Regions from separate parts of the Homo sapiens genome. Here regions 2, 3, 4, 5, 6 and 7 are each linked to region 1. A link is a loop called in an ENCODE intact Hi-C map of the cell type or tissue named here. Cell type or tissue: PC-3. All regions are shown on one strand.

Region 1 (4,000 bases):
TTTTAAAAACTAAGATACAGAAATAAATTATTTTGAAGATATTTGTCAAAATAAAAGTGTACATGGGAGCCGAATCCCATACCAGAGATGAATTTTAAAAATGGTAATGGATATTGCATTAAATTGAGTTTAATCGATGCCCCTTAATGGTTTTAGTGATGTAGCCTTTCATCTAAATGACCCAACTTCAGCTGTCATCACTCAGATTCAGGATCTGTATAGTTACACATCATTCAGGTGGGTTGGCTGTCACTTGCTTTCTCTCTCCTGTCTGAGACAGACAGTAGTTGATGAGTTTTGAATTGCTACCACAAGGTAATAGTCAAGGCACGGCTCGTTCCTTACACCCTTATTTCAAGTAAAATTATATTCAATATAGACAGTCAGTACTTGAAAACCTTGAGTTTTATCTCTTCAATCTATTCTGCCTTATTGCCACCAATATTTCATTTTTTTTGGCCTCAGTTTTCCACTTTGTGTAGTGATGGGGTCAGAATTCTATTGGCTGTGTCTATGCTTACATTTAATGATTTTGCTTAAAAAATTCAGAGGCTTTTCCCACCTCAGTTCGTGGTGGTTTATATTGTGAATATAAAAATTAATAGGCCATCTTAAACAAGATACGGTCGAGCAATTCTGTGAGGGATGTCAAAGTTAACGCCTTCAAAATAACAGGCTTTGCTGTCATAAAATTATTATACCACTTACTAATGAAGGATTAAATATTCTCACAGCTGCTAATGTCTGTTTGGCTAGGAGAATGAAAGGTGAACAGTAATTTAGAGCACTTCATTTCACAGATTATTTGACTGAATATCAAGTAGCTGTTTTCTATGGTTGCGTATTCTGCAAAGTGAAGAGTGTGAAAAGAGAATTTTGACTCAACCACTCCTTACTTGAAATATGTTTCAGGAGAGAAAGTGCTATCATCATTAGCATCATCATCATTGCCACCATTATTTTTTATTGACATCAGACCCTTATTCTGAGCTTCAGTGGTACTACCTGAGCTATGCTTGGTGGCCATGAAAGTGACTTTAGCTGGCTGATACTCATGGACTGCTTACTATGTGGCATGCTTCATGCTAAGTTCTTTATGTTTGTTATATTATGTATTCCTTTTACTGTTTTATACATGGGGAGACTGAGGCACATAGCAGTGTGTAACTTTCTCAGTGACAGAGTAGCAGAGCTAGGATTTAAACCAAGACACCTGGGCTCTAGAGCCTGAAGTCTTAACTGCTATGCTACGTTACCTTCAGTACACTTGAAAATAAATTTGAATAAGTCTATTTGCAGTTGAGAAAAATTACTGTGAATCAAAGATAGCATGGATTTCTTGGCACTTTAGATTACTTATGTCCACCAAGATCCAGCTTTCTAAAATGAAAAAAATATATGTTATGTCTAATGTGTTACTTTAGGACAATTTGATGACAGAGGAATTATATAGTTCTATCAGTTTACTGCTATAGTAGACTTTTATTTATTGATTTTATGGTTTATTGTTTGATGCCAAGTCTGGTCAGGAATACAACATCAAATTATATTGGAAAAGTCTTTTAACAATACTCTTTAAAGTGTGATTTCCAGAAAGTGCTTTGTGATAGAAGTTCAGATTCCTAATTTATGATCTCTTTCAATACACAGGAAAACTTAAGTTACTCAAATTTTGTGCTAAGAAATAGTTCTCCATTTCCTTAATGCTACAGAATTATTTTTCTTCTCCTCTTGGAATAAGAGGAGAATCAGATCATCAGTATTTAAATAACACATGAATTTACAGCAATTGACAGAAATATAATTTTATTACGCCTTGAACAGTTCTCTCTTGATTGGCTTGAGCTTCAGATAAAATAGTTGGCCAATATTTAGTGCTCGTGTTTTATTAACAAAATGCATATCTTTAAACACTCGAAATGAAATCCAGAATAGTTAAATATTCTCACTGTGAGACACTTGTGGAGCCTGAGAAGGACTATGAGAACAGCATGCATTTCAAATGTATTCAGGAAACAGCTGGGAAAGTTTGGAAACAATCTACAGGTAGATTATTATTGTTCTTTGGCAAAATTTCTTTGCAAAGGAATAGCCCTTCAACGTTTAGCTGCAATTCTAGGTTATATGAATGTATCTTGCTACCAAAAAATGTTTGGTAGAAGCTCATTCAAAAAATAACATAAGAAACTTGTAACTTCCTATAGATTTTGAAATTTACAACTGTCATGTAGGATTTTATTATGTAAGTTGCAACTAAAAATAGCAAGGGAGCCATCTTGTGAAATACTGTTTGAACTGCAGGCGCGGTTGTTTCTGGGCCAAGAGGAAGTTTGATCACTTAAAGTTGACACAAAATGTCAAAACATCCCTTTGATTTACCTACTTTAATCAATGCATTTGTTTTGATGCACCTATATATACATACTTTCCCAGTCTGACAAGGTAAAACAGTGCATATTTGCAGAATGGCATGTCCCAAACCAGATTTATATGTTGTAGTTATGCAACTGAGAAAAACGCTAAGTTTGAGGACCCATATCTCTCGCCTTAATCTCAAACACTTGCTCCAAGCAACTGAATTAATAGTTTAAATCTCAGCTTTAACATTTAACAATTGTTTAACTTTGTACACATTACTTCACTTCAGTAAATCTCACTTTCCACATTCAGAGAGTGGGGATAACTAGTTGTACTTAAACCTCGTAGGATTGTTGAGCAAGTTAAAATAAGCGTACACATGAAGGGATCAGCATGGTATCTGATATGCAGTGAGATTGTGAGCATTCAAGAAATATTCGCAATTACCCTTTTTATTGGTAATGAAAATTATTTTATTATTGATGAAAATATAGTAATAGAGTGATGTCATAGCTGTCTAGAAGAGATAAATCTAATCAATATTGTTCTATGTACAAAGAGACAGAGGCAGGTTTACCTCGAGACTGAAAATTAAGACTCCTCATTTGTATGGGTCTTCTTTTTAATTTTTATTCATTTTTTTTCCTACAGAGCCTCATATAGCTTGCGACCCATAAACCTTGCATCTATGACAGGGGCATGAATCAGAATCACCTCTGTAGGTATTTTAAAATGCACATGTACCATCCTCCCTTTCCAGAAGAAAATAATTTAGTTGTTCTGAAGTGGATTTTTAAAGTTCCATATATGATTTTGCTATGGATCCTTAGTTTAAAACTGGTGTTATAGAGGAACAGTGTACGATGTGTGAAAATTCTAAAATGAACAGATCTTTTCACAAAGATATTGTCTTGTAATTAGAATCATATTTTTCTGGAATCATATTTCTTCTTCAGTGTTTGATTAGGCTCTTTCCTCTGCATAACAGTAGCTTTGACTCACTTTTCTAAAAACACGAGATGTGGCCTGGCGCAGTGGCTCATGCCTGTAATCCCAGCACTTTGGGAAGCTGAGGCGGGCGGATCACCTGAGGTCAGAAATTCGGGACCAGCCTGGCCAACATGGTGAGACCCTGTCTATACTAACAAAAACACAAACATTAGCTGGGTGTGGTGGCAGGTGCCTGTAATCTGAGCTACTTGGGAGGCTGAGGTAGGATAATTGCTTGAACTCAGGAAATGGAAGTTGCAGTGAGCTGAGATTGCACCATTGCACTCCAGCCTGGGTGACAGAGTGAGACTCTGTCTCAAAAAACAAAAAACAAACAAACAAAAACACGAGATGTGATTGTCATTTCACTCTGATTTCTAAAAGGTTTGCTCTTTTTAGGTTGCTTATTGAGGGCATCTCCTAAATGTATGTTGCTCTTTTTTCTCATCCTACTTTCAACTCTTTTGCCCTGTATTATTAATGTTGTTTTTCTGCCTCTAAAGTAATTTAAATGGTTCTGTATTGAAATGATATTTTAATTATTATTTTTTTATTTTCTTTTCCTTTTTTTTTTTTTTTTTTGGCAGGGTCTTGCTCTGTTGCCCAGGCGGGAGATGCAGTGGTGTGATCATGGCTCACTGCAGCCTCAACT
Region 2 (4,000 bases), 70 kb before region 1:
GAATTCATTTTAGAAGGGAAATTGTATTGATTTGCTCTTCATAAAGCCACATTCAGTGCTAACAGAATTTGTGATCTCAGGTGAAGGCAAAATGCTGGACTGGCAAATGTTCACAACAAATATAAGTTTCAAATAAAGTACTGGATGTGCTAGAAATTCATTAGATAATGAAAGTCATCAAGAAACACTGAGAATGCTGTAGTTCCTTCTGGATTTATGGCTGATTCTTTTAAAAAGCATCACATTTGATATAATTGCTTTGCCTAGTATTGGCACACTTAAAAAATTATCTGACAAATTCATTGTTGGTGGAGGATTGTCGGTGGAGGATTTACCTGTGATGCCAGAGGTAAGAAACGTTGAAGTCTAAATATGCTGTGTTCATTTCCTAGTGAGAGTTTATTATGTCACTCAGCTTTGAAAGGGAAAAAGAAATCCCACAGCAGAATTTCCTCCCGAAAATGGAGTAAATTCTAATGTTTTCTGAACTTATTCTGGTATAACAGAGTATCATTAAATAAAGATTTCTTTTTATTATAATGCCCTTATTCAATATCTTATTCTCTGTTGGGCAAAGTTAAATATGAATGTTATCTTAATTTAAATAATTAACATATGCTGTATGTACACTGGTTAAAGCACTAATCTTCATATGCAAAACATGGGTGTTTTGACCTGCATGAATTTTCAAAACTAAAAAGAAATCATATCAGACTAAGAACTATTATTATAAAGCAAAGACCATTGTTTACATTTAAAAACTTACCTTTCTTCATATATTTGGGTGTATATGTTTGTTTTAATGTAAGCAAATATGCAAAGCTGTTAAAAAGATATTGTTGAATGTCATATATTTTAGGAATTTTTATTTGTATGAAATGAACCAGCCAATTTTAATGAATTTTGTAAAGTTTTATGGTAAAGTAACATTTAAAAAAATTTCAGGGTGAGGCACTTTAATTTGAAACCCACTCAGGAATTCAATGGTGTTTTACTGAATAGATATGGACACAGTTTCACTAGTGTCATTCTTTCCTTAGTATGTTTACTCCATGATGACGAGGATTTGTTGCATCTTTTTGACCACTATATCCCCAAATACTGGAAAATCTCTTTCTGCTACATAGTAGGTGCTTGATAAGTACTGGTTTACTGAATGAATACATATATTTATTGGCATAAATGGCAAAAAATTTGTAATGCTGTTGCAAATCAAAAGAACTTTTGAACTTCACACTTTTAAGCTTGAAAGTGGATGTTGTTATGTGCCAGTGTCTGCCACAAATTTCTAGCCAGCCATGTTGGTAGAGGACCTGAGTTGCCATGTAGCCCAGGTTTTCAGCACTGCCCAGTTTCTCACAACTGCCAGTTCCTCACCACCAAGCTATCAGGGCAGAATGAACTAGAATCCTGCCTCTCATCCAGTGGTTCTTGAAGTGTGGTCCCTGCCCTAGCAGCATCAGCAGAATAACCGGGGAACTTGTTATTCATGGCCCACCCCCCAGGCAAGAAGCATCAGGTACTTTGGGGGTGGGCCCCATAATCTGTGCTCTAACGATCCCTGGAGGTGATTCTAATGTACATTCAAGTTTGAAATCTACAATTGTAGACAATGCTTGTACGGACATTGCTAACATTTACCTCTTCGCTCCCTTTTCCATTCTTCCAGTGATGTCCAACTCCCTTCTCATTAACACATTCTAATTTTAGGAATATGAATTCTTCAAAATGAATAAATTTTGGCCTTTGAAAAATTGCCTTCTTAAAATAATTTGTGTATCAGGTCTGAAACTTTATAGTCTGGCTTGGAATCAGACTCTTAGAGGTTGTATTAGTTATCTATTGGTGCATAGAAAACTAGCCCAAAACTTAGCAGCAAAAACAAGACTCATTTATGATTTCACAGTTTTTGAGGCTCAAGAATGCAGAAGCATCTTACTTGTGTGGTTTTGGCTCAGGGTCTCTCAAATGGCTGAAATTAAGGTGTTGCCTGAGGTTACTGTCCTCTCCAGGCTTGACTGGAGAAGGACCTGCTTTCAAGCTCACTTACATGGCTGTTGGAAGGCCTCAGGAGCTCCACCTGCAGGCTTACTCACATGAACCTCTCTGGAGGGTTGATTTATGATGGTGAAACTGGCTTCTACCACAGAAAGAGAATCAAGAGAGAGCTAGAGAGAGCACAAAGGAGAAACCCCAGACTGTTTGTAACCTAATACTGAAAGGGATATTCCATCACTTGTGCCATATTCTATTTATCAGAAGGAGTCAGTAAATCCAGCCACACTCGAGGGGAGGGGTGAAACACAAGGGCCTGAATACTATGAGGCAGGAATCATTGCGGGGGTCAACTTAGGGACCCCCCACAGAGCTGAGTTATTTGTCATTTTCTCCTATTTCTTGCATTGCAATGTTTCAATTAAGGCTCTTGATATCAAGTGTCAGACATCTCAACACTAACTGGCTTAAACAAGAAGAATATGTATGTGGCTTAAGGTGTGGTTTGACATGGAGGATTGGTCAAATGTTATCACCTGGACTTGGTCATCATGGTTCTGTTTGCTCTGTATTGCTTCACTCTCAGGCAGCTTCTCCTCTCCTCTTAGCATAGTAGCCTCCAAGGCTTTCAGGCTCAAGGTCAGCGGTATAGAGCAAAAGTTGCTTTTCTGAGTGTGTCATAGGCCCATGCCTGAACCAGTTGAGAAGCTGAGAAATTCTGACTATATTGGTTGAGGCCCAAGACACACACTCCATTCACAATCAGGGATGAGTCTCATATAAAACACAACAGGTATGAGAAGGGGTGGTAAGTGCCTTTGGAAGGACATCAGAAAGACATTTCATCGAAGTACTGCCTAACTGTTGTCTCTCCCTGAGTTTTTAGTAAACTGGAACTTCTAGGAATATGCCTACCCTCTCTGTCACCACCCACTCCCCACATCCAAAGGGACGCAGAGCCCTGTTGATCTACTGGCAACTCTCCAATCTACTCCCAACAATATCACTATGAAACCCTCACCTGGGCTAAAGCAATAATGTCCAAATTCACTTATCTACATGCTTACATTCTTTGTTCACCTTCTACCTGTTCTGCACATAGCAACCAGAGGGATTTTTTTAAAATGCACTTGATGAGATTTCTTCTGCGATGAAAATTCATCCAGGTCTCATTAATTAAAATCCAGATGCCACCTGACCTGGTTTCTACCTGCCTCTTCAGCTTGATTACTGTCCACCACCAAGCCTCACTCTCTGAGCTTTCCAAATTCTCCCAGCTTCTTCCAACTGCAGTCTTCTTCCGAGCTCTTCTCTCTGTTGGGGAAGCCCTTTCTTTCCATTATGCTTTTCCCTTTCCACCCTTGCTCATCTCATCTTCAGAATCTAATTTTTACATCACTTCTTTACACCAGCCTTCCCTGACCCTCTAGAAGTAAATACTCCCACTTTACCTCGTGCCTTCTTCTTATGGCTTATCAGAATTTTAAGCACTCAGTAAATATCTGATGAATGTGATTTATTTTTCATCTTCTCATACCTGTGCAATTGTGTTGCTCAGAAGATTAAATAAGTGGCAAGATTCATTGCAAGGGTGTCCAGCCTTTTGGCTTCCTTGGGCCACATTGGAAGAAGAATAATTGTCTTGGCCTCACATAAAATACACTAACACTAATGTTAGCTGATGAGCTAAAAGCAAATCATAAAAAAACCTCGTAATGTTTTAAGAAAGTTTATGAATTTGTGTGGGGCCACATTCAAAGCCATCCTGGGCTGCATGTAGCCTGCAGGCCGCAGGCTGGACAAGATTGTATTATAGAGTTGGAATTCATTGGTGTTCTTGCTTGGTCAGGAGCTCCCCTGGTTCATATGGTTGATCAAACGCAGGAGATAATAAAACTCTTTTTAGAACTGAATTGGTCTGTTCTCACAATGCTATGAAGAAATGTCTGAGATTGGGTCATTTATATAAAAAAGAGGTTTAATTAATTCATAGTTCCGCATGGCT
Region 3 (4,000 bases), 490 kb before region 1:
TTCAGGCAAGAGGCAAAGATCCAGTGGAATATGGGAGAATGGTAGAGGACCAACACCTGCTACCCCAGAGAGCTTTTCTAAAAAAAGCAAGAAAGCAGTCATGAGTGGTATTCACCCTGCAGAAGACACGGAAGGTACTGAGTTTGAGCCAGAGGGACTTCCAGAAGTTGTAAAGAAAGGTATGCCTAATTTAAAGACAAAATTATTTGTGTTCTTTTGAAATTCCATATAATGGTTCACATATAAAAAGACAAAAGTATTTGCTTTTTTACATTATTGTGCAATAATCTCATTGACGTTCATAAGCAATAGTCTGCTTTTAAATGGATGAGGCATATGTTTTCCTCTAGGATCTAATTACTTGTGTCACATTAACAAAAGAGCTGGTAGATTGGAAAAATGGCTGTCTAAAATCTGTTTGGAATTTGTTATTTGAATGCTGAAAAAAATTATTAAATTAAGGACTCCCGTCAGCGTTTCCTACCCGTTGGTCATGTCTGACCTAGCTAGCAGGTGAGCTGGAGGGTGCACCCTGTGATGCTGGCCCCCTGACTGGAGCCACTGACTACACTTTGTTTTGTTTTTGTTTTGTTGTTTTAATCTTGGTTTTCCCCCAAGTCTGGCCCAAGGACTGGTGCCATTCTAGGAACTGTTTGTTATTGGTTCCCAACTGAAACAATGTATTGTAATTAAGTAGGAATTTAGAAATTTTCATAGCAACTTGATATTTTTGTAACATCCAAGCACATATCATGTTTTCTATTGATTTGTTCTCATTATATTATACAAAAATATTATTCCACAGCACATTGGAAATTCTTCGAACCCCCTCTGCCCCCAAATATCAAAACTGATGCTTTGCCATTGATGGTTTGAAAAGCATTGTTCTGAGTAACTCTAGCCCAAAAATAGTTATCTATCTCTCACTGGTAATTTTTATATGTAGTTAAAGTGTGAAAAAAACAAAAACAAATGCTGCTTTAGTTAGCCCTGAATGCAGTTCTGGAGTGTGTGTTGATACACTAACTCTTAGTATCCCTGGGATTGACTTTCTTTCCTGGGTCATCCAAAGTCATGTCACTTCCTTCTGTGGAAAGAGACAACGTGAGTGAGTGTGAAATCACCTTTAGAAAGGTCAGTTTCTCTCCTCCCACCTACATGAGAGTGCTGGCCTGAAGTAGCTGTTACCATTTTACATTTCCCCCCTTTCCCTTTCTTTTTTTTTTTATCTTTTATTTTTCCATTATACCCTCCTTTTTTCCCCAACCCAATTTTACAATAAGGCCTGCTGGCATTCTTTAGATCTTAGAAAAATGCAAAATAAAACATCTACATAGAAGATAGAAGCAGAAAAAATTTTTTCTGTGTAGTGTTATTTTCCCCTTCTTCTCCCATTGTTGTTTTCTATGTTTCTAATAAGAGAAAAACCTGTTAAGTTATTTGATTCAATTTGGTGACTCCCAGGGCAACTGTGAAGTGTAATCCATTGACCACAGTGGCTAGGACAAAGTATTTTTTGGAGTTTGCATTATCCTTGTTAAAACCACCTAATGAATATCTTTTCCACTGTAGATAGAATTGGACCTAGCAGTGCTGACAGTTATTTTTTTTGCCCTTAGGGTTTGCTGACATCCCGACAGGAAAGACTAGCCCATATATCCTGCGAAGAACAACCATGGCAACTCGGACCAGCCCCCGCCTGGCTGCACAGAAGTTAGCGCTATCCCCACTGAGTCTCGGCAAAGAAAATCTTGCAGAGTCCTCCAAACCAACAGCTGGTGGCAGCAGATCACAAAAGGTAAACTACTGTCAACATCCGTCTACTGTTTGAGATCCAGAAAATTGCAGTAGTACCTGGGTGAGGATTGGACACTGCACCCCCGATTCAGGAGCGCTTTCAAAAAGTCTGACCTTCTTGGTGTGGTGTAAGTCAGTCAGTAGTGAGCAAGTGACCGGGTGAGCATTACAGTATCAGGGTACATGATCTCATCCTTCAGTCAACAGGCCGCTTATATGTAGTTTGATGGAAAATGGCATTGTTACATCAAAACTCAGTGGATTTCTAAGAAAGTTTCAGGCGTTACTGATGAAGGATTTGAAGAGGTAATTTTCCCTTTCGCCACTGGTATTAGTCATTGTTTGTTTCAAACTTTACTCTCACTTATCTGCCCCCAGCTGCTAATTCTTTATTGTTTTTATTAATCCTTTACTTTCTTAAAAAAAAAAAAAGCACATATTTCAATAGATATCTAAGGAAAGGAACTCTGTTTATAGATCTCTCTATTTTGATTGTTGAGGATACAACAGGATCTTAGTGACTTCTGTGTACCCTACAACATCCCAGAAAATGTTATGTAGAGCATAGAGAATATTTGCTTAACAGATCTTTATTCCTGTTACTATGATCCATACCAGCAGCTGCCATTTAAGTATGCAAAGTATATGCATTTTATTTATCTTTCTCATTTTATTGAACTCTCACAGTAAGTGGTATTATAAAAGAGTGAAGAACGTGAGACTCATAAAGATGTAACCTCCCAGTGTGAACCCCTACTTCCTCTCAACTCCACAGTCTTGATCTTTCTACGATACCAGTGTTTCTCAGACTGGGGACTAGGGGGATATTTTTGGAAGTTGCTGGAATAGCTTCAAAGAGTTTGAACAGTCTGTGATTTTACCTTGATTGCTCACTTGTCAGAGTTTGATCAAGTATGCGAGCTGATAACCTTGAACCAGAAAACAAAGCTTTGAAAGTGTAATAACCCCTATTTGTGTAATGTGATAATTCATAAGTGAGCAAGCACGTTCTTAGGATTTGGGATACCAAATATGAACACATTGGTGGTTACACGTGGGCGATCTAAAGAGTACAATATATTTAGATTTCTTGATCTAAACATCACAACAACAGATTTGCAAATTTCTTTTTGTTGATGTATAAGAGCTATAAGCATTAAGGAATTATACTTAGTAATAAATTTGTTCATCATATACATTATATTAAAATTTTTCTTCAAGTATGAAGAAGAATGCTCTGAGATTTTCTTTCACTAAAGTGGACCCATTTGTTACTCTTATTAGAAATAGTCTACCATTTTGTGCAAATTTTTCTCCCCTCCCCTACCAAATTCTCTCTGTTACTCACATTCGGATTTAACTTTGGCATGCTGCCAACAACAAAATACTGAAGTATATACTGGAGAATATATATTTAATATACTGAATATACTGACTTTCCAATGAACATGAGAACAGCTTCTCTTTTAAGCAACTAGTGCCCCTAAACCGTGGAGCTACCAAGCTTGTCCAAAGCTGTCAACTACAAGATATCCACTGGATACTGAATACAGGAGAAGTCAGGTTTAGGGTCCCGATATGGGCCATACCATTTTCTCAGAAGGGTGACTGGGAGCCACCCTTTCCCAAACCTCAGTAAAAAGTAACATCCATTCCTGTTTGTCTCACACTTCTGGAGATCAAACGAAGTATTTGACTCTCTTAGAAAACCATGACATATAGCTGGTACTCTATGCCTCCACTGTCTTTAGGCAGCTCACTTTATTGTAATCTCTTGTTTAAATATCTGTCTTCTGATTTGCAATCTGAGTTCTGTGAGGTTACTGATTACATCTATAGTTTATGTCTATGCAGTGTCTGACATTCAACAAATATTCACTGAATGAATGGAACTGTGAATGTCCTGAAGTGATTGCATTAATAGATGTTTATAAAGGCATGCTAGGAAATGGTCTTATGAAATCATCACAAGTCATTTTTTTTCTGTTGCGAAGAACTGATGGTAAAAGCAGTTTGCATGCGGCGTTCAGACTTACTATCTAGGAAAAAGAGCTTTGCACGCTAGGGGGCCTGCTCTCCTCACTGCTGTTGAATCTGCTGAGTAGGGAGTAGTAACCATGGTTTCTGCAGATTTTGTTCAGTGCATTAGCTACATGCTGTTCAGTAGGCACCAGCAGTTATGAATTGCTAAGCAATTTTGTGC
Region 4 (4,000 bases), 380 kb after region 1:
CACTATAAACATTAGTGTTTTTATTACTTCCTTGCTACCACCACAATATGAAAATGCTTCCACAATAGACTAAGAATTACTAGGAGTAAAGAAAATCCAGTAAACACTGTAACTGTAACCTAAGCTAAAATGCCTGCTTAAATTATTCATTCAAAATTGGGATTTTTATGTCAGCCTGAAAAATACTAATGATCAATTTCTTATTGGTATGCACTCCCTTAAGGATGCAAATTATATTCTTGGTCTAGTGAAGACCCTTCACCATATATAATATATGTATTTTACATGTGTTAAAACAGAATCTGTGGTATAGGAAGTTTTCCCTTATCCTCAACTTTTACTTTAAATGTGGGGCTACATGTGCAGGTTTGTTATATGGGTATATTGCACTCACATAGTGAGCACAGTGCCCAATAGGTGGTTTTTGACCCATGCCCTCCTCCCTCCCCTTCTAGTAGTTTTCAGTGTCTATTGTTCCCACGTTTATGTGCATGGGCGCTCAGTGTTTACCTCCCACTTATAAGTGAGAACATGAGGTATTTGGTGTTCCGTTCCTGCATTAATTTGCTTAGAATTATGGCCTCCGGCTCCATCCATGTTGCTGCAAAGGATATGATGTCATTCTTTTTATGGCTGTTTAGTACTCCATGATGTATACGTACCACATTTTCTTTACCTAATCCACCATTGATGGGCACCTAGCTTGATCCCACGTCTTTGCTATTGTGATGCATGGGGATGAATATACAGATGTACGTGTCTTTATGCTAGAATGATTTATATTCCTTTGAATATATATTCAATAATGGAATTGTGGTTCAAATGGTAGCTCTGTTTCAAGTTCTTTGGGAAATCCCCATACTGCGTTCCACGTGGCTGAACTAATTTACATTCCCAAAAAGGTAGCTTTTAAATACAATTTTATAGTAATTACTGATATTAGATAAATCTTAATAAAAACCTTCAAATGTTGTACACAAAGGAAATCAAGATAGCTCACAGGACTTAGCATTATAACAAGCTTAGATTAGTTAGCTTTTTAAAATTGGCTAGAAGAAAAGAAAACTACCTCTTGTGAAGTAGGTGAAAATTCTAACTTCATAAGATGTTCTTAAAAGCATCATCAAGGTCCTGGCGCAGTGGCTCATGCCTGTAATCCCAGCACTTTGGGAGGCCGAGGTAGGCAGATCACGAGGTCAGGAGATCGAGACCATCCTGGCTAACTCGGTGAAACCCCGTCTCTACTAAAAATACAAAAATTAGCCCGGAGTGGTGGCAGGTGCCTGTAGTCCCAGCTACTCAGGAGGCTGAGGCAGGAGAATTGCTTGAACCTGGGAAATGGAGGTTGCAGTGAGCCAAGATCGCACCATTGCACTCCAGCCTGGGCAACACAGCAAGAGCGAGACTCTGTCTCAAAAAAAAAAAAAAAGGATCATCAAGATGGTATATTTCATGCACTTTTCAGATGCTCTTCAATTTCCATAACTCACCATATTTGGTTTTGCTTACGTCATTAGTTTTTAACCATAAAATAAGTTCTAGAAAGTTCTTAAATAAGATTGTCTACATATTCTATATTACATTATTGTCATAAAATTAACATAATGACTTTAAACTTAAAAACGTTTTCCACATTCACAAAAACAATGTAATTAACTTAGGAAGTTTAAAACTTTGTCTTTAAGCATTGTTTTAACACTTGCATCTGGGTGGGTGCGGACAACATTGGAAAAGTGTGGAGAGGAAGAAGAAGACAGCTTTTTTTGATACATTTTGGACCAGTCAGACAATATCTTAGTCCAATGGGTAGCAGTGTTTATACATATTCAGGTAAGATTAAGGTTCATTCAGCAAACTGCTATTGGTTCCCTGTATGTAACAGGCACCTCTGCCAGGCTAAAGACCCCATTCCCTGTGCTCAGAAGTGCCCAGAGAGATTGGGAGACAGACACATGAATAAACTATTGGACAATGGGCTCGTGCTGTACTGGAGATGTGCACGCAGGGTGCAGAGATGTAGGGAAGAATCACAGAGGAGATGGTCTTCTCTGCCCTTAGGATAAAGGGGAAGTGGAAGACCTGACCAAGAAGGTAACACCTGGGAAACAGGATCTCAAGAAATTCCAAGCCCAAGGATAACAAGTAAAGGTGTGGTTGAAAACAATGTTAGAAACTGGGAGGTGATTCTGTCTAGTGTGTTTGGTAGGCCATTTCTAGGTCTCCATTATGTCTTTTCCATTACTCTGTTTTGTTATCGTGTATCTTTAAAGTGTTTTGCAGCAGAAAATAAAACAAGGAAAAGAATGGTTGAATCACTTTTTAAAAATCATGCATTACATTATTGTGATCCAGGGATATCCTATTATGTGTTTATTCCTAAGTGTAAGACGTGTCTTCAAGCTATTGCATTGGAGAGGTACCGTGTTTGCATTAGAAGACAAACGGCCTAAAAAAGGTGCACAATTTTTGGGAGAATGCTTCCATCTAGTGGTCAAATTGAGAAATTCACTTACATGTATTCGTTATATTTCTTAAAAATATTTGTTAATCTGTTATATACCAAATCAATATGTTTCTGTTCATTAATAGTTAATAATTTCTCATTTACTTTTAACTATTGGAGGATATAACAATTTAATTTTATTTGGCCTGTTGGTTCTCAAGGAGGTAGTGTCTCCAAAGAAAAATAAGATCCTCAAAAGAAGGCCATATTTGTTAAAGCTTTCATACACCTTGTCTCATTCAATATTCAGAGCCACATTGTAAAAAAATAAAAACTTTTACTATTATTCCATTTTATACATAAAGAAATGGAAACATAACAGGGTCAGTAATTTCACCTAACACCACCATGCAAAGAATTAACTTGTCAGGATGACTTCAGTTCTGGTGTTCTTTTCTCTTGATGCATTAAAGATGATTATTTTATCATTAACTCTGTTGATAAAGTTACAAGTTCTTTATGTGATGTGAGTAACATCTGTTTTGTAAGTTTGGAATGTGAAATGCATAAGGTCTTCATAATGTAGATGAATTAGTCAGTACAGGCTACTTAATGATGGAGTAACAAACCCAACTCTTAAATCTCAGTAGTTTAACATGATGGAAGTGTATTTCGCACTTTGGTTCAGCAATAAACTCACATCTTCCATTGTCTAGCTGAAGGGAAATGTAAAATAAAAGGTAGCAAATTGAAGGTTTGGGGAGGATTATGCTCTGCTGCAGAGATGGATTCCATTTTTCTCAAATATTAAGTATATTAAAGTATATAAATATTTTTTCAAATATTAAGTATACAAAGTATAAATATTTTGGATTGTGTGGGTTAGAAAAACATTTATGTGCTTTTGCTTTTTTTTCCCTTTCAAACAGCTTCTCGCTCTGTTGCCCAGGCTGGAGGGCAGTGGCATAATCATAGCTCACTGTAACCTCAAACTCCTAGGCTCAAGCTAGCCTCCCGCCTCAGCCTCCCGAATAGCTGGGACTACTGCTACTACTGCACAATGACACTCAGCTAATTTTTAAATCTTTTTGTAGAGACAGAGGTCTCACTCTGTTGTGCAGGCTGGTCTTGAGCTCCTGGCCTCTGGAGATCCTCCTGCCTTGGCCTCCCAAAGTGCTGGGATTACAGGCATGAGCGCTGCATCTGGCCTGCTTTTGCTTTTATTTGTATTTTTTTTTCTCTGAGGGACCTCAAGATCACAGAATTGTATTAATCTTAATCCTTGGCTCATGGCACACTTATTGATGGTTTCTGCATATCTCTCCTCCATTAATTATGCATGTACGTATGTGTGTATTTTAATAATGTAACAAGCACCTGTGGACCTAACAGCCAATATGGAAGCTGAAACTTTGGCAATCAGTCACATCTAGCTGTGTGGTCCCCATCCCTTCTATCTGCTACCCCTTTCCCAAGGTAACTACCATCCTAAATATGGTGTGCATTTTCCTTCTCTCTCTTTTTAACATGGTCTTATTCGATCTGTCTATCTGTTTT
Region 5 (4,000 bases), 240 kb before region 1:
GATTTATCAGTTACAGAAAGAGTTGTACTAAAATTGCTCTCACAATGGTAGATTTTTCTTTTTCCCTTTGTAATTCTGTCAATTTTTGCTTTATGTATCTTGAAGATATATTATTTTATGCATACAAGTTTAGAATTTGAATATTTTCCTGGAGAATTAAAGCTTTTATTATTACAAATTAGGTTTTTCTTTCTACCTTTTTGGTTTTCAGACTTTCCTTTTTATAAGGATGTCTAGCTGCCTGAAGAACTCCTAATAGAATGTTATTAGTGAAGGTCTACATCCCTTCTGAAGGTAAATTTTTTAGTTTTACTTATCAGAAAATATTTTTTAGGCCGGGTGTGGTGGCTCATGCCCATAATCCCAGCACTTTGGGTGGCCAAGGCGGGCAGGTCACTTCAGGTCAGGAGTTTGAGACCAGCCTGGCCAAACTACCTGTCTCTACTAAAAATACAAAAGTTAGCCAGGCGTGATGGTGCATGCCTGTAATACCAGCTACTCAAGAGGCCTTATTATTTATAGGTATTTTTGCTGGATATAATCGGATGACAATGATTTTCTCTCAACACTGAAAATGCTATTATACCATCTTCCAACTTCTGCTGTTCTTTTTGATATGTAATTGGCAGTCTGATTTGCCTTCTTTTCTCATGGTTGCTTTTTACTCCTTCTCATTTTTGTGGTGTTCTAAACTTTCAACATAATATGAGTGAATAGGAATTCTTTTTATTTTGCCTATGCAGGATTTGGTGTATTATTAGATCTATTGAATTGGTGACTTTTGTTACCTTTTGGCAATATTTTTTTTTCAAATATTGCCTCTGTCTTATTATTTATTTTCTTTTCTTCTAAAATTTTCATTAGATGTACATTTGACTTGCTCACGATTATTTACTTCTTCGTATGGTGCCATTCATAATTTAAGAATTTACCTCGACAAGCTCTAGGCACTAAAAATCAAACAAAAGACTAATTGGTCAGTGTTCCTATATTTGAAACACTTACTGTAATCTCTTTGAAGTCATTTGTTTGTTATTTAGCTGTGCATCATTTTATCCCTTTCTGCTTTTCTCTGCTCCAGAGTACTGAGAACTTTGTCTTGGAACTCTTAGTGTATGCTGCTTGAGTTAATAAAAGGGATATTTACTTGTTAATCGTTCAAATCAAGCCTCCACATATTGCCACCTAAGAACCACCCTTTGAAACTAAGGATAATAGTGTGTATGTGTATGTGTGTGTTTGTGTGTGTGGAAGCATATACGAATGATGTAACTGTCCAAATGTTTTCATTAGAGAAAATACATTCCACTATGCAGCTAGGGAAGTGGAGGAAGATGACAAGTTGGGAGGGAACAATTGAGATTTCTCTTTCTAACTCTCCCTCCTGCCTCCCCATAGAAGTGTCTTCTCTGTTTAAGAGAGAGAGAAGTTTGACTTGCATATCAACTGCATTAATCAGAGGGTGGGGCCAAAGCAGGGTGACTTTGCCAGTTCTTTCTTAGCTTTCTGTCAATCTCTTGGAAAGACCTGCACTCAAACATTTCTGTATTTCTATATCATGAAATGAGTAATCCAAGTCAGATCTTTACTGTCTCAGTTATAACTTCCTCACTTGTGACTTAACGTTTGAGTCAGAATAGTGTGGATCCTGAATTCCAAAACTTGAGTGGAAGGAGGCAGCACTGCTGTAGTGTTCAGTCTAGCTGTTCCCGGAGATCCATAAATAAAGCTGATAATTTGTTCAATTTAGCTCAATTCTGTGGATTTTTTTTCCCTACTGACTAGAGACCAAGAAAGGAATATGGTGATAGAATTCCAACATTGTATTGTACCTTGGAATTTTCATAGATTGTGTAGAAACAACTACTCATGAGAAATAAAGGCTGGATAGTATTTACTGTAATTGATTACAATAAATGCAATGAATTGGCAAATATTGAAATACATTTTAATGGCAAAATATATCTCTTTACTATTATGTAAAAATTGGTGATTAGGAGAAAACATAATGAAACAGAAAGATAATGAATTAAAATGGCTTTGGGTAGCATATATCCTAATTATTTTCTTTTGATTTGTTTTTTAGTTTGCTGTTAACTGATTTTGAAGTTTTGATGATTCCTGTAAGGCAAGGATCAAATTTAGTAGAAGTTCTTGTATTCTTGAAATTACATCACAAGATTTATTGAAATCAATGTCTTCAATGTTCTACTCAATGTCTCAGCCTATTTTTCTGAAGAAAACTCTTACAATTTTTATAGGTAGAATAAAAAACATCACCAAACTCAGCAAATAACTTTCAAAGAAGATATCATTAATGAATAAGTGAAGAGAAAATGCTTGTAGATAAAGTGGCTTGATGTCCAGGATGGGAAAACACTGGTAAAAATTTCCCTGCTTAAAAGAGGAAATCATGTTCTTGAACTTGTATTACTCATCAATGAAATGCATAGCTCTGATAACAAATACGAAGTATCCTGAGCCTGCCATCTAACACATCCATAGACATGCTGTGAAAAAGGAAAGGTAAGAGTGGTCTTAAGGAGATTTATTTTGGAGGATACACCAAAACAACAATAACACCAACACCAACAAACACTAGAAAAACAAACAAACCAAAATTCCATGAAATTCACCTAGAATTTTGAGTTCACTTTCCTGACTAGTTTGCACTGTTTAATTTGTGCAATATAGAAACTGTGACTTAAAGAGGCTAAATAGTTAGTCAGAGATGACTCAGCTAGGTGGCTAGGATAGACCAGATCCAAGTCAAGAATTCCTTGTGCTTGAAAACAAATTCTTTTAATTAGGATAACCCCATCATAGTTAATGGCTATTTTCTCAACAATTCAGTGGCTATTCATGATATGTGAACAAATATGGTATAAGACTTGTATTCGATGCTGTGATCTGAATGTGCCCCCAAAGTTCATATGTTGAAACTTAATCACCAGTATGACAATATTAAGAGGTTGGGCCTTTAGGATATGGTTAAGTAATGAGGGTAGAACCCTCATGAATGATATTAGTGACCTTATGAATGGATTGAAGGGAGTGCCCTAGTCCCTTTTGCCCTTCTGCCTTCTGATGTGTGAGAACTCAGCAATAAGGCGCCATCTTAGAAGCAGAGAGCCTACACCAGACACCAATTCTGCCAGTGTCTAGATCTTCAATTTCCCAGCTTCCAGAACTGTAAGAAATAAATATCTGTTCTTTGTAAATTACCTAGTCTCAAGTATTTTGTTATAGCAGCACAAATGGACTTAGACACTGGCCAATTATCTGGTATGTTAACAAAAATGGGGTAAGTGATCAACATTTGCACATGAGTAAGTACACAAATAATTAGTTGTCTAGCTCTTAGGATTTTTAAAAACTATTACATGAAAAAAGAAAGTACAAAGTATAGTGACATCATTCTGTAATATTAAATTCACTTGCTCTTCTGAATCATGTTTTTGATTTTTAATCAAACTAGATCTGTCTCAGAATTAAATAACCAACTCAATTTCTTTGGGAAATTAAGCTATGACTTCTGTGTGTCTAAAATGCAGTCTTTCTGTGTGTCTGTGATTCCTTTGGCCGTTATTCTCAGATGATTTTTTTTCTTATGATAATATAAGTGCTAGTGATGAATGCAATTGACATCATAATACAATGGCCTCGCAACAACAACAAAAAACCAAACAAGCAATAAAAGTTAGGATAGATTGAATACAAATTGCTATTTGGTATAATATTTAATGCTTTTTCTGCACTGAAGTTTTCAAAGAGAACAGCATATACTCTGTGCTCTTAAGGCTAACAAAACAAAAACACTAGCTTTTTGTACACCTTGAAATATAATACCATGTAATTTATACATGCTGTTGCCTTGACAGTTTTATTTCACATTCCTAAACTTCCCTTGAGCAAAGCTCTTAAAAATTATATCTAGCAGTAGAAAAGTTGGAGTCTTTAAAAACAAAATCAAAGGAGACAAAACTTGCTTAAAGTCTTA
Region 6 (4,000 bases), 370 kb after region 1:
ACCAGCCTGACCAATATGGTGAAACCCCGTCTACGCTAAAAATACAAAAATTAGCTGGGTATGGTGACACATGCCTGTAATCCCAGCTACTTGGGAGGCTGAGGTAGGAGCATTACTTGAATCCAGGAGGCGGAGGCTGCAGTGAGCCAAGATTGTGCCACTGCACTCCACGAAGAATACTGAAAAGCCCAAGAGAAAAGTCTAGAAAGGATACTGGAAAAAAGTGAACTATTTAACATTTTTAGTAGAAACTTCATGGTTGAGGAGGGGGAAGAAGCCCTGATTTAGGCAGGCCAGAAGATGATGGGTGAAATATATAATTAGGTATTTGGTGTGAAATCTACTCGGTTTCCAACTCGTTTAAGGTTGAAGATATCAATTTGTCAGTCATGTTAATAACTTTTATTTGTGTATATGTAGTTATATGCCAGAAACAGTATATTTTAAGCCGTACATGAGTTTCTTATTTCATTCTCACAAAGGCACTATGGTGGTAGGTATTTATTATTATCCTGATATCACAAATGAATAAAGATTAAGTAATTTTTCCGAGACTTCTTCTTATCCTTAAGAAATGGACTCACAGTTTGAACCTACAGATTCTGACTCCATAGGCTCAGTGTTTAATTGCTAACAAGGTGGTACCTTCCCATTGGAACAGTCCATCATAATGTCCCCTCTAATGGTATCTTACTTTCTTTCCTTACCTTAGGTTATTTTAAATATATAGAAGTAAAAGATTAAAAATGAAACGTAGTAGAAAGGTTCTAGTATATGCTACTTTTATTAAGCAGTATTTTGTCAATAAGTTTAGCAATATGTATTCTTTCATGAGTCTAGCATAAAGATGATAATGAATCTACTTGTCTTTATTTAATTCTCTTATTCTAATGTATTTAGAGCTCTTTAAAGGGATATGTAATTAAATTACCAAGAATTATTGTCTATTTCCACTGGCAAGAATGAACTTTGATGATTTTTTTCCTTCGGTCACAGTAACGTAGTTAGAAATCAGACTTTCACTTGAAAAAGCAAAAACAACCCCATATTCCTAGCACCAAACTCAAACAAATACCATTTCTATAATAGGCATATACAAGAACTTTTCAGATGCCTTGAGTTAATAGCCTTTCACAATAAATTATTTTTTAACGTTTAATTATTATGGCTACATAATAGTTACATGTATTTATGTGGCACATGTAATAATATTTTGATACAAGCATGCAATGTATAATGGTCAAATCAGGGTAACTGGGATATCCATCACCTCAAGCATTTATCATTTCTTTTAGTTAGGAACAGTTTGATTTCATGTTTTTAGTTATTTTGAAATTTGTAATAAATTATTGTTAACTATAGTTACCCTGTAGTTAACACTAGATCTTGCTCCTAGTACAAACACTAGATCTTATTCCTTTCACCTAACTGTATTTTTTTGTTTTGCTTTTTCAAATATTATCTAATTTTGTACATCTTTTGACAGTGGCATTGTGATATTAAAAGCAGGACTCTGTAGACTCACTAGAAAAATAGCTCAATGCTACAAGGTTATGCTTTGTCATTCTAGAGTTCAGCTTCTTTGATGACTGGGATCATATTGTATTCATTTCTATATTCTGAGAACTTGCACAATTATGTACAAAGGAGATATTCAAAAATACCTATAATAAATTAATAAATTGATTAAATATTTAAAAAGAAATCACAATTTTATGAAACTCTTTTTTTGAACTCCAATATTTAAAAATTCATGTATTCAAATACTGCAGAAGTCCAGCAGGAAAATGTTAGCAATGCCTCTGTTTATTCCTCCATCTGCTAGCATGAATCATAATTCACCTCTTCCCCTTTCCTCACTGGTGAAATCTATACGAAGACATACTTATGTAGATTATATAAACCCTTCTTTTCTGCTTAGTCATTGCAAAGTTAGAATCCTACGCACCATATGTGAGAAATCCCCCATCAATTAACAGACCCATGAAAACTACTCTGTACCCACTGTACTTTTGACTTAGGGGTTCTCCACCAGAGGTGATTCTGCTCCCTAAAGTGTTACCTGGCAATGTCTTGAGACTGTTCCATCTTCACAGCTTGGAGTGCTACTGGCATCTAGTGGGTGGAGACCAAGGATGCTGCTGTACCTCCTACAATGCACAGGACAACCCCAACGACAAGAATTATTCAACCCAAAATGTCAATAGTGCGGAAGTTGAGAAACCTCAAAACTGGTTCCCAGATTCTATTATTCACAGGAAGTTGTTTTCTTACCAAGGAATTAAACTCAAATCCAGGGACAGAATAGGAGTCAGATGCTAAGCTAGACTTAGAACTAAAAGCCAGATCAGATGTTGTGGCATAATATCTCGCATATAAATAGATTTGTAAATGTTAATTTTTTGCATTTATAACGTATTTACACCAGAGTGAAGACTCGGGAACCAGATTCCCTCAGATTAAATCCAAGTCCTGCCACTTACTAGCACGGCAATTTTGGCCAACTTAATTTCTATTCATCAGTTTCTGCGTCTGTAAAATGAGAATAACAATATATACCTCTCCTGGTAGTTGTGAGAATGATATTAGTTAATATTTGCAAAGCACTTAAAACAGTATCAAGCGTATGTTAAATACTGGTATGTGTCAGCTGATAGCACTTTTATAACTTATCTTTCTAATGACTGTAAAATGCAAGTCTACAATGCAGGACCACCTTCCTGGCATCAAAGTTTGAAAGAAAAGAAATCAGATTCCTTGGTATGTAGAATAAATTATATAGATATAAGCAAAATTCTATCTGGAATAGCCTGATAAACTGTTGTTGTTGTTGTTTTACTTTCCATAGGTCATCATTTTTAAGGCACATTTTTTCAAATTTGAGAATTCTTAAAATTGGCATATTTCATCATTTTTAAGGCACACTTTTTCAAATTTGAGGATTCCTAAAATTGGTATCTTACCAACATGTGCTTTCTCACACATCACTCTCAGCCAAATTGCAATCGTGATCCAGTTATTATTAACTATCTACCCACAAACATGGTTGTTGGTCCTTGCAATATGACTGAATAACTGCAATCTTGATGCTTCAGCTGATAAATCACTTAAGGGCCATTTGAGGAAGGTGTGTCCTTCCTGATTGACATCTAAAAACCTTCTTTCGGCACTTCCTGGTCAGATCAAGAAAGCTTCATCACCAATACTTTCTGCAGCAGCTTGTAAGAAAATCTTACTGACAGTAGTGAAGTCTTGATGGAGATACTGATCTTAATGATTTTGAGACCAAAAAAAAAACTGTAAAAATAAACTGTAAAGGTGAAGAGGTTTTAGGAATGCCTTAAGCAATTATTTCACTTACATTTTTCTCTGTACAAGAGTAATATGTAATAAAAGTTTATGTTTAAATAAGTTTAAAAAATATCTTTTGTGAGTATAAAAGTGAACACTATTTGAAAAAGCATTTATTTGCAGTTTTTTTTCTTAGTGCAACTTAGCAAACATTAGCACACCTTACAGATGATAGCATCTTAGGGTTGATGAAATTTGGTGGTCAGAGCCACAATCCTTAGCAACTGGAGTATGTGTGCCCACCAAGTTCAATGGCCTCCTCAATGGTCAGTGACAGATGATCTAAGATAAAATTTGTTCCTACTATCTATTAAAATGAGTTACTAAAAATATAACTACCATATTTAATAGAAAGTGACAATATAATTAAGAATATTGCATTTTTCACAAGATTTCAGTTTAGAACTACTCATCTTTACACATGCTTGCAATATTATTCTCTTTTTGCTTAGTTATGAGAACTAAAAATACTATCTTAAGCCCCCCAATTGACTAAATGGACCTCCTCTTGGCCAAGGGGACCTCAGAGAAACCGTAAAAAAGTGAGTTCCAGGCCATGATGGAATGGGAGGTCAGACATGCCTCATTACACTCCCACCCTCTTGCAGTTTAGACACAACTGACCAGCATTAACGTTAAAATAGAGATC
Region 7 (4,000 bases), 340 kb before region 1:
GACTGAATTGCCACAATCTCATGAGAAAACATGAATGGATGAGGAGTTGCTTATTATGGATGAACAAAGAAAGCAGTTTCTTGAGATGGACTCAACTGCTGGTGAAGATACTGTGAACAATGACAACAAAGTATCTAGAATATTAAGCTGAGTTGATAAAGCAGTGGCTGAGTTTGAGAATATTGACACCAATTTTGAAAGAAATTTTTCTGTGGGTAAAATGCTATAAAACATTGTCACATGCTATAGAGAAATCTTTTGTGACAAGAAAAGTCAATTGACATTGCCAACCTAGTTGTTGTCTTATTTTAAGAAATTGACACAGCCATCCGAAAATTCAGCAGCCACCGCCCAGGTCAACCATCGACATTGAGGTAAAACCCTCCACCAGCAAACAGGTTATGACTTGCCGAAGGCTTAGATGATTTCAGCATTTTTTTTTTTAGCAATAAAGCATATTTAATTAAGATATGTACACTTTTTAGACATAATGCAGTTGCACACCTAATAGACTACACTATAATGTAAACGTAACTTTTTTTTTTTTTTTTTTTGGAGATGGAGTTTCGCTCTTGTTGACCAGGCTGGAGTGCAATCGCATGATCTCAGCTCACTGCAACCTCCGCCTCCTGGGTTCAAGCGATTCTCCTGCTTCAGCCTCCCGAGTAGCTAGGATTGCAGGCATGCACCACCACGCCCAGCTAATTTTGTATTTTTAGTAGAGATGGGGTTTCTCCATGTTGGTCAGGCTGGTCTCAAACTCCCGACCTCAGGTGATCCACCCATCTTGGCCTCCCAAAGTGCTGAGATTATAGGCATGAGCCACCGCGCCTGGCCAATGTAGACATAACTTTCATGTGCACTGGAAAACAAAAAAATTCATGTGACTTACTTTATTGCAATATTTGCTTTATTGCAGTGGTCTGGGATTGAACCTACAATATCTCTGAGGCATGCCTGTACACTGTAACTTTTGGATAAGTGATTTAGCCAAAATGCCTCTATAATTATAGTATTTGTGCAGAAAATTTTAAAAAATAAAAAATTATGGACAAATGTAAGGGGATCATTTGTTCAGCATTTCCATCCTCAGTTCTTTCGCAAAAGAGTTTATGACCATGTATATTTGAAACTCACATTACCTCCCTTACTCCTCTGGATCTCCAATACTACCTGCCGTTAAAAGTCATCCCTTTTCTCTCAATAAATCATTTCAAAGTTGATTCTCACTAGAAGTGAAACTGAACTACTATCTCACTATTGTTTCCACATGCTCATTGAGGAAACAATATTTGAAAAAATTAAACATCTCTTTGAGACCCCAGTATATGTGCAACCTTGTAGTATGTACTATGAGTACATAAAGATGCTATGTTCTGCCCATTTTCTTGGGAATTCACAATCTAAAAGAGATCATGAACTCTGACATAGGCAGACAAGAATACATTTAGGAAATCTGTGATTTAGTAGTGACGGGGCAGATGTGCATATGAGCAGCACTCTCACAGAAATCAAACTTTAAATGAAAAGTAGTGATAGGTGGCAATGAAAGGCGGCGATAACATGAGGTCAATAAAGTGCTATCTTATTTATGCTGCACTTTCTCATATGTTGTCTCATATGATCCTCACAATAAACTCGGTATGAAGGAAGGCAGGTATCATCTTATTTTGTGGGTGAGAAACTCAGACTCAAGGAAACCAACTCACCTCCCCAGAGTTTATAGTAGTTAATTGGAGAACTGGAATTGATTTCTAAATTCAGTCATTTTTACATGGCGGCAACTGGCTGAACACAGATTTTGGAGACTGAAGGTGGGAAAGAATGGAACTGAGAGAAAAGTTTTTGACATGACTTCTATTTTTAAAGAATTCGTGCATGACCTCTAGGTTGGTTGATTTTGGGGGTAGGGAGTAGAGGTGAAACTGAACTACTATCTCACTGGTCTCATGGATTAACCAATAGGTGGCACCAGGTCCTAATGCAAACCTTTTCTCCTTAAAGCTATAGCACAGACTACTGACCTTCCTTGAGCACTTGATAATTAAATTAGACAGATTAAAGTAGGAATCATAACCCTGCTTCCTGCTTCCTGAGATAGTTAGGGTCTGCTTTCTTGCGCACTTCAAATCAGTAAACAAAGAATATAAGGTAGGCATGAGAAAGTGGAAGGCATGAGGACTTGGAACATACTGACTTAGAATCAGCCATTTAGAGCTGAATACTTTTGGCCAAGCAATTTAATCCCTCTGAAGTCCAGCTCCTCACCTCTAAAGTAGTGACCAGTGCCTTCCTTTCACAACAGTTCTTGTTAAGATTAGTTATAATGTATACACCATGACTGGCACATAATAGTTGTTCAGCAAATGGTAGCTATATTTATCTGTATCTGGAAGATAGGTAAGGAAGCCATGTGTATACCTAATGTAACTCTAGATCCTTTTTTTTTTTTTTTTTTTTTTTTTTAAGGAAAGACATTTCCAAGTAGTAGATCTGATGTCTGCTATTGCTGGGGTATTATTCTTGTAACTGAAACATTTAGAAGAAGATTCCTTCATGAAGAGGGGTCAAGGGGGATAGCATTTCATGGTAGAAAGGAAATAGAGATGGTCTTGGATTATGCTATGAGAATTTTGATCCTCTTTCTCAGAAACAAGATTATTTTGTCAAAACTTCCAATAGGCAATGGGTCAATACATACATATTAGGTATATAGTTAATTATTCTGCATTTTTGAGATACAAAATATAGATCCTCTCACTTCAACAATTTATAGTTTAATAGAGGAAAGAGGAATAATACCCTGAAACAACTGAAAATGATAGTAGACTATGACTATGTATATATTTAATTGCTAAATGATATAGTTGTGTAGAATTAAAGTTAGTTTTTGATTTCCTGTTTATCTAATCTAACTGCTCATTTCTGTGATGTTTGAAATGGCTGGTTATCAGAGTAATTTTTGGGGAATCATAGCCAGCTTCTCAATAAATAACCCAACAGACAATAATAAATGAAATCCACAGAGGTCAAAAGTCAAGAGGGTCCCTTGCAATAATTGTCTTTTCATTCAGCAGAGCAGGTCACCCTCAGCAAGTAGAGTCTTGTGAATCTGCGTGTTAGTTCAGTTCTTTCAGGTTGCAAAATAAGAGAGATGTCAGTTCACCCAAGGAGAAAAAGCCTTGATATAAGTTTACAAAGAAAGGAAATAAACAATGGGAAACTTTCTCAGAAGGCTTCATGGAGCCTGGAAGCTTATTCCAGTACAATATGGTTCATGCAGTCCTGTTCTCTCATGCCCCCTCTGTAAGAGGAGTTTTTTGATTCCTTCTCCTGTTGGACAATTGTGGACACTCTGCTTCTTTTGCTCCTACCATCATCAAATAACTTCCTGTGGTTTCCTCATTTTGTCCTTCTTTCAATATCAACATTTCTGCTAACTTGTTGGTTGTACTCATGCCTTCTGTAAGCTTCTGAATGCCTTCTTTTTATCATTTTTCTCTGTCTCTTCTTTCCAACAACCCTCTGTCTGATGACTCTTTTAGTGTCAAATAGAGGATTTGATTGTGTCAAAATATAGCGTTCTCCTGGGTCACTTATCACCAGATAAGCTTCAGGTGAACTACTTTGATCACCTTACATCAGGTTTTCTTTCCTACTTTATTTACTTCCAAGGCGTTAGGGCTGCATAGTTCAGTGCATGGAGATGTAGATGTCAGGAAACTTTCAGAAGTGAGTTACGGCCATGGTAGCCATTTGAGGATCCTCAGGAAGGGTCAGTATATTTACAGCCATATTTCATGGTGTTCCCAAGGGGCTGCATAGACTAAGTACTGTACAAGAAATAAGAACTTAATGTTTTTGCCTGAGGTTCTCTATGTAAGCTGTGGGAACTGTGTCCATGTGTATAGATTTTTATTTCTGCTGTAACAAATGACTATGAACTTGGTGGATTAAAGCACCAAAACTTTGTTATTTTACAGTTCTGCAGGTCAGAATC

What was found. Peaks named below come from ENCODE experiments on the same cell type or tissue, not always from the same donor. Only the 100,000 strongest peaks of a DNase experiment are listed, where the experiment ranks them.
Region 2: it touches region 1 in a loop (2.7-fold over the local background); 4 of 110 quality-filtered maps call a loop at or near these places.
Region 3: a loop joins it to region 1, with 17 times the contacts of the local background. A loop is called at or near these places in 16 of 110 quality-filtered maps.
Region 4: it touches region 1 in a loop (4-fold over the local background); 10 of 110 quality-filtered maps call a loop at or near these places.
Region 5: it touches region 1 in a loop (3-fold over the local background); 2 of 110 quality-filtered maps call a loop at or near these places.
Region 6: a loop joins it to region 1, with 4 times the contacts of the local background. A loop is called at or near these places in 10 of 110 quality-filtered maps.
Region 7: it touches region 1 in a loop (14-fold over the local background); 14 of 110 quality-filtered maps call a loop at or near these places.

The regions. Positions count from the first base shown.
Region 1 is chr1:215,144,169-215,148,168 of GRCh38, forward strand. The region is part of intron 3 of KCNK2 (potassium two pore domain channel subfamily K member 2); the gene reads left to right. Among named protein-coding and RNA genes, the nearest start is that of KCNK2, 63 kb to the left of the region's middle. In PC-3, a CTCF peak has its summit at 2,283; DNase peaks (open chromatin) are centred at 2,293 and 3,063; H3K4me3 peaks cover 368 bases; H3K27ac peaks cover 673 bases.
Region 2 is chr1:215,074,435-215,078,434 of GRCh38, forward strand. It overlaps a transcript of KCNK2 not described here. Among named protein-coding and RNA genes, the nearest start is that of KCNK2, 6.3 kb to the right of the region's middle. In PC-3, a CTCF peak has its summit at 2,090 (motif pointing left); a DNase peak (open chromatin) is centred at 2,077.
Region 3 is chr1:214,657,231-214,661,230 of GRCh38, forward strand. CENPF (centromere protein F) reads left to right here. Exons shown (of 20, transcript NM_016343.4): 18 at 1-179; 19 at 1,620-1,798. Among named protein-coding and RNA genes, the nearest start is that of CENPF, 56 kb to the left of the region's middle. In PC-3, CTCF peaks have their summits at 1,784 (motif pointing right) and 3,857; no DNase peak of the experiment used is centred here.
Region 4 is chr1:215,524,262-215,528,261 of GRCh38, forward strand. No RefSeq gene overlaps it. Among named protein-coding and RNA genes, the nearest start is that of KCTD3, 41 kb to the right of the region's middle. In PC-3, CTCF peaks have their summits at 2,484 (motif pointing left) and 2,685; a DNase peak (open chromatin) is centred at 2,450.
Region 5 is chr1:214,900,392-214,904,391 of GRCh38, forward strand. No RefSeq gene overlaps it. Among named protein-coding and RNA genes, the nearest start is that of KCNK2, 180 kb to the right of the region's middle. In PC-3, no CTCF peak of the experiment used is centred here; DNase peaks (open chromatin) are centred at 1,520, 2,450 and 2,730; H3K4me3 peaks cover 1,643 bases; H3K27ac peaks cover 3,269 bases.
Region 6 is chr1:215,515,664-215,519,663 of GRCh38, forward strand. No RefSeq gene overlaps it. Among named protein-coding and RNA genes, the nearest start is that of KCTD3, 50 kb to the right of the region's middle. In PC-3, a CTCF peak has its summit at 2,116 (motif pointing left); a DNase peak (open chromatin) is centred at 2,138; H3K4me3 peaks cover 646 bases; H3K27ac peaks cover 422 bases.
Region 7 is chr1:214,807,084-214,811,083 of GRCh38, forward strand. No RefSeq gene overlaps it. Among named protein-coding and RNA genes, the nearest start is that of CENPF, 210 kb to the left of the region's middle. In PC-3, a CTCF peak has its summit at 1,965 (motif pointing right); a DNase peak (open chromatin) is centred at 1,978.